Linked DNA regions of Homo sapiens: region 2 is linked to region 1. The links are chromatin contacts, found by Hi-C or POLR2A ChIA-PET in ENCODE. All regions are on one chromosome and are shown on one strand. Each heading gives the region's core, a stretch centred on a gene start or an enhancer-like site at or near the end of the contact. The rest is flanking DNA. Distances are from core to core; before and after follow the strand shown.

Region 1 (2,628 bases), core at 96-2,595:
GATTTAAAAATGAATGCATCCTGAAAGAGATATCTAATGATATCAGTTGATTGCATTCTGTTATGAAAGTTATTTAAAATGTTCCAGTTTGAATGAACTATTTTTGGTTTGCAAAGTCCCAAACAACATAGCCTCATAGTTCTGCTTGTTGAAACTAATGTACTGAATTGTCTAAGGTTCCAGAAAAAGGAGCCCGCTTTGTTATTCATTTTGCTCTCCACTGAAACACTTCCAAATGGCTTCAAAGTTGTCAACATGAAACCAACGTCACTTCTACTAGTGAAAAAGAACACGTGCTGTCGTTTTCCTGTAGGGGAAGAAGTAATGAAAAGAATAAAAATTAAAACAAAACTTTTACTTAAAGAAATGAAATGCATTTAACAGAAGAGAAAATGGGGAACCTATGGAGCCATTAAACATTTACATAAAACAGTAAAAGTTTTTTTTACCAATGTGGGCTCCCTCCAATCTACCACAATGTGTCCAGTTTCAAAGAAGCCAGGTCACTTTGGAAGTAGTCATTGTATTAATGAGATTTTTCTGGTGCAAAAGCGTTCCATAAAGCTTTCTCTGTAGGAGAGACTTTTGTTGGCATTGTTATGGAAATGTCCTCGGTGAAAATTAGGGGATTAGCATTGATAGATCATTTTCTTTTCTCTTCTCTGTTTTTTTTTTTTTTTTTTTTTTTTTTGAGACAAAGTCTTGCTATGTCCCCCAGGCTAGAGTGCAGTGGCGCGATCTTGGCTCACTGCAACCTCCACCTCCCAGGTTCAAGCAATTCTCCTGTCTCAGCCTCCCAAGTAGCTGGGATTACAGGCGTATGCCACCACGCCCGGCTAATTTTTGTATTTTTTGTAAAGACGGAGTTTCACCATGTTGGCCAGGCTGGTCCTGAACTCCTGACCTCAGGTAATCCACCCGCCTCGGCCTCCCAAGGCGTGAGTCACCGCGCCCGGCTGATAGATCATTTTCAACATGACGATTTAGCAACGGCCGAACCCAGACCATCAAGAATAGGGACCTGGGCAGGTAGAACGGCTCAGTGGAAGAAGCAGAAAACGAAAGCGATGTCTGCACGTGGCCTGCGCTTAAGAGGAAGATCTTATACAACCAGCCAGCCTCACCAGACCCCAGAACCAACTTCAAGAGCCTGTCCTTCCGCAGCTGGGCCGCCCAGCATTAACCCACCTCCTTTAAACTTACTTCCAGGACAACTCGTGAGACTCTTCTCCTCGAAGTAAAAAGTCTAGGATGTGATACGGGCTGCCGCTAAGCCCAAGCTCGTCCTCCACTCACCTTAGAGCACAAGACCGTGACTACGTACAGGAGCAGCCATGACAGCTTCCCCGAGAAGCTGCGCTTCTCACGAGATCTTACGGATTCCCTCAAAGGTCAAAAAGCATATGTTCGCGGCTGTAGCTGAAGGACTTACTTGAAGAAAGTTTACCAAGGAGAATGACTAATTTCCCTGCATACAGGAGTGGGGCTCGGGGATACCACAGAGCTTATAAGGGCGATGTTTGATCGTGTATCGCAACGTAACCCATTCAGGTCCTAACTTTAAACACCTAACCTCTGCTGGGCGCCAGACTTTGTAGTGCGCCTGCGCCTTGCCCTTGGCTGCGTGGTTGCCAGGAAACCGCGAAGCCGCGGTCCCTGCCTCTGAGTCTCTCTCGACCATGGCCAAATTCGTCATCGCGGGTGAGTGATCCCCGCGTCCGCCCGCAGATTGCTCAAAACGCCGACAACAGCTCACCTCCCATGGCCGCTCGGCTTGGCAGCCTCTATACGGACCGCTCCATGCTTTGCTATAGATTTATTCAAAGTTTTTTACTGGACCGTGACGGTGCGCCAAGCATTGTGGGACACTGGGGATGCAATGGAGGGAAACATATCCCTGCCTTAGAGGAGCTTTCAGTCTCATGGGGCACAGAACATGTACTTTTGATACGGTGTGATTAACGCGATGAAGGAGACCTGCACAGGCCTCTGGGAGCGTAGACTCCTAATCTGGGTTTGGGGGATGAGGGAGAGGTGGACACAAGGAACTGGCTGGGGAAGGTATTACAGGAGCTGAGTTGTGAAGGTGTGAGCTGAGGAGGCTATTCCAAATAAAAGCAGAGAGGCAGGAAGCTTCCTGGCCTAACAGAAGATCTGGATATGTGGGGCGTGACAGGACCTGGGGCTACAACAGGAGCAGGAGCCAGGTCCTTGCATTTCATGTAGGTCAAGCAAAGGTGTTTGAACTGTATCCTGAAAGCAATGAGGAATTATAGAAAAATTTTAAGCAGGAGAGTAGTCTTAATGAGTTTGCATTTTAGGAAGCCTGTCTTGGCAGCAACGGAGAGAATGATTGAAAGTGCTGGTTGACAGCAAGGACTCAACTGAGAAGGCTTTTATTACAACAATCCATGGTACCTACCTCCTCTCCTCGTAAAGTTTCTTAAAAGAGTAGACTGCTCTTCCATCTCCAGTTCTGCCTTCCAATCAGTCTTGGAAGAAGGCTTCTACTTCTGCTTCCTGACAGAAACTGCTGTCACCAAAGTCACCACTGACTTTTATAGAAGCTGTTTAGTCTTTGACTTATTTGATCTCTTTGATGCATTGAACACAATTGACATCTACCAT
Region 2 (2,628 bases), core at 34-2,533, 4.5 Mb after region 1:
CTTGTCAAACTTTCCCCACGAAAACAACCAAACCTCAAACTGACATCACCAGCCCAGATGTTTTCCCCTAAGCTTCAAATCTGAAATACTGAACTGCCCGATCTACACAACTGCATTATCAGGTCTAATAGACAACGCAAGCTTCGCACAGCCCAAACCGGAAATCTTTAGTCCTTCCCCAAGAAACTTTCTTAACATCTTATTTAAACCAAAACCCCACATTCAATCTATTAGCCAGTCCTTCCTGTTCTACCTTCACAATTTCTATCGATATTTGTTTCTCTCCATACCAGGCAATTTCATCTTGTCCAAATGAATGCAAAAGTATTCTTGCTGCCGTTCTTATCTCCTCGAGTCTAATCTCCACACAGCAGAGTAACCGTATTAAGACAAATTAGCAGGTCATTCCTCTGCTTAAATCCTTTCGATTGGCCGAGCACGGTGGCTCACGCCTGTAATCCCAGCACTTTGGGAGGCCGAGGCAGGTGGATCGCTTGAGGTCAGGAGTTCAAGACCAGCCTGGCCAACATGGTGAAACCCCGTCTCTACTAAAAGCAAACAAACAAACAAAAACAACTAGCCAGGCGTGGTGGTGGATGGAGGCCTGTAATCCCAGCTACTCGGGAGGCCAAGGCAGGAGAATCGCTTGAACCCGGGAGACGGAGGTTGCAGTGAGCCAAGATTGCGCCACTGCACTCCAGCATGGGCAACAAGAGCGAAACTCCATCTCAAAAAAAAAAAAAATCTTTCGATCATTCCTCAAAACATCTAGAATAAAGTCCGAATTCCCTATAATCTGTTAAATTCTAACACGCCTCCTGCCCACCCCTTCAACGGGAGGAAATAAAATCCTCTAATGCAGAACGGGTCTCCCCAAACGGCGGGGCCACGTGTTACACGTAACATGGCTCTCAGGTGTAAAGGCCTTCTCCCTCCTCCCAGAGCCCGGGCTATAACAGGCACCCACGCTACTCTGAGTAGTTCCGTGCTTAAGTCTTTCCCTCTCCTCGTCTGTCCAGCATCCGCCTTCCCCCTTTAACGGCTCGCTCTCCCACCTACCTTAAAGATGGCGTAACCCACAGACGTTTCAAACAGCACCAACATGGTGAGGCCGGGTCAGGGCGCCGCACGGCCTGCCAGAAGCTGTAGAGTCAGTTCAAAAACACCGACTACGCGGCCTCAAAAGGCCTCCTAGGCCGCGGCGGGCAAAGCACAAATGCGCTCGCCGTCCCGCAAAGAATCAGAACACGCTGCCTAAACCCTCCACGCTGTACTGGAACTAGGACGCACGAACGCGCTACTCCTTCTCTGAGGATTCTGGGATAGCAACGTCACTTCCGACAGAAGACTGCCGCAGAGATTGCCGTCACTTCCAGAATGTTCCCGCCACAGCGGGCTGGGGCGGGCCGAGAAAGTTTGTATCGCGGGATCTAGGGCCTGAACGGAGCCTTTGCGCCTTTTTTTCTTTTTTCTTTTTTTCTTTTTTGGAGACGGAGTCTCGCTCTGTAACCCAGGCTGGAGTGCAGTGGTGTGATCTCGGCTTACTGCAACCTCCGCCTCCCGGGTTCAAGAAATTCTCCTAGCCGGGCGCAGTGGCTCACGCCTGTAATCCCAGCACTTTGGGAGGCCGAGGCGGGCGGATCACAAGGTCAGGAGATCGATCGAGACCATCCTGGCTAACACGGTGAAACTCCGTCTCTACTAAAAATACAAAAAATTAGCCGGGTGTGGTTGCAGGCGCCTGTAGTCCCAGCTACTCGGGAGGCTGAGGCAGGAGAATGGCCTGAACCCAGGGGGCGGAGCTTGCAGTGAACCAAGATCCTGCCACTGCACTCCAGCCTGGGCGACAGAGCGAGACTCCGTCTCAAAAAAAAAAAAAAAAAAAGAAATTCTCCTGCCTCAGCCTCCCCAGTAGCTGGGACTAGAGGCACACACCACCACGCCCAGCTAATTTTTGTATTTTTAGTAGAGATGGGGTTTCAGCATGTTGGCCAGGATAGTCTCGATCTCTTGACCTCGTGATACGCCCGCCTCGGCCTCCCAAAGTGCTGGGATTACAGGCGTGACCCACTAGGCCCGGCCTTTTTTTTTTTTTTTTTTTTTTTTTTTTTTTTTTTTGAGACAGTCTGGCTGTTGCCCAAGCTGGAGTGCAGTGGCACTATCACGGCTCACTGCAACCTCCAACTCCCAGGCTCAAGCGATCCTCCCACTTCACCCTCCGGAGCAGCTGGGACTACAGGCCTGTGCCACCACACCCAGCTAATTTTTTGTAGAGACAGGGTTTCACGATGTTGCCCAGGCTGGTCTCGGACTCTTGACCTCAAGGGATCCTCCCACCTCGGCCTCCCAAAGTGCTGGGATTACAGGCGTGAGCCACCGCGCCCCGCCACCGCTAGAGATTTAAAGGGGAAAAACTTCACGATATTATTTTGTTAACCCTCTATGAATTATATGTTCACTTTGAGAGAAACGAGGAGCTGTTTCGGTGCCAGTCTGCCTCAGGCATCTAGAATTTGAAATGCCAGCTAGTGCCATTAGACTTTATCCCCTTTCAAGCCCTGCCTTGAGGCGAAGGCCTCAGAATGACACCATTACTGTCACTATATTTGTGAGCATTCCTGGCCGTTC

Evidence for each region. A loop is a pair of places that touch in the nucleus more often than their neighbours do. ChIA-PET counts read pairs that join two places held with the same protein, here RNA polymerase II (POLR2A). Pooled maps may share reads with other maps.
Region 2: a map of naive thymus-derived CD4-positive, alpha-beta T cell shows a loop between it and region 1 (19-fold over the local background). The contact joins the promoter of NOP58 here to the promoter of FASTKD2 in region 1. A Hi-C loop is called at or near these places in 1 of 168 maps with a recorded cell type or tissue (naive thymus-derived CD4-positive, alpha-beta T cell) and 6 of 50 pooled maps. POLR2A ChIA-PET finds 5 or more read pairs at or near these places in 2 of 52 experiments (CD8-positive, alpha-beta memory T cell and activated CD4-positive, alpha-beta T cell).

What each region holds. Positions count from the first base shown.
Region 1 is chr2:206,764,323-206,766,950 of GRCh38, reverse strand. FASTKD2 (FAST kinase domains 2) reads right to left here and starts at 1,345. Exons shown (of 12, transcript NM_001136193.2): 1 at 1,204-1,345; 2 at 1-307. The coding sequence starts at 257. It overlaps MDH1B (malate dehydrogenase 1B), which reads left to right and starts at 1,623. Exons shown (of 12, transcript NM_001039845.3): 1 at 1,623-1,701. The coding sequence starts at 1,680. RefSeq lists enhancers at 1,075-1,454, 1,705-1,844.
Region 2 is chr2:202,264,418-202,267,045 of GRCh38, reverse strand. It overlaps NOP58 (NOP58 ribonucleoprotein), which reads right to left and starts at 1,283. Exons shown (of 15, transcript NM_015934.5): 1 at 1,060-1,283. The coding sequence starts at 1,104.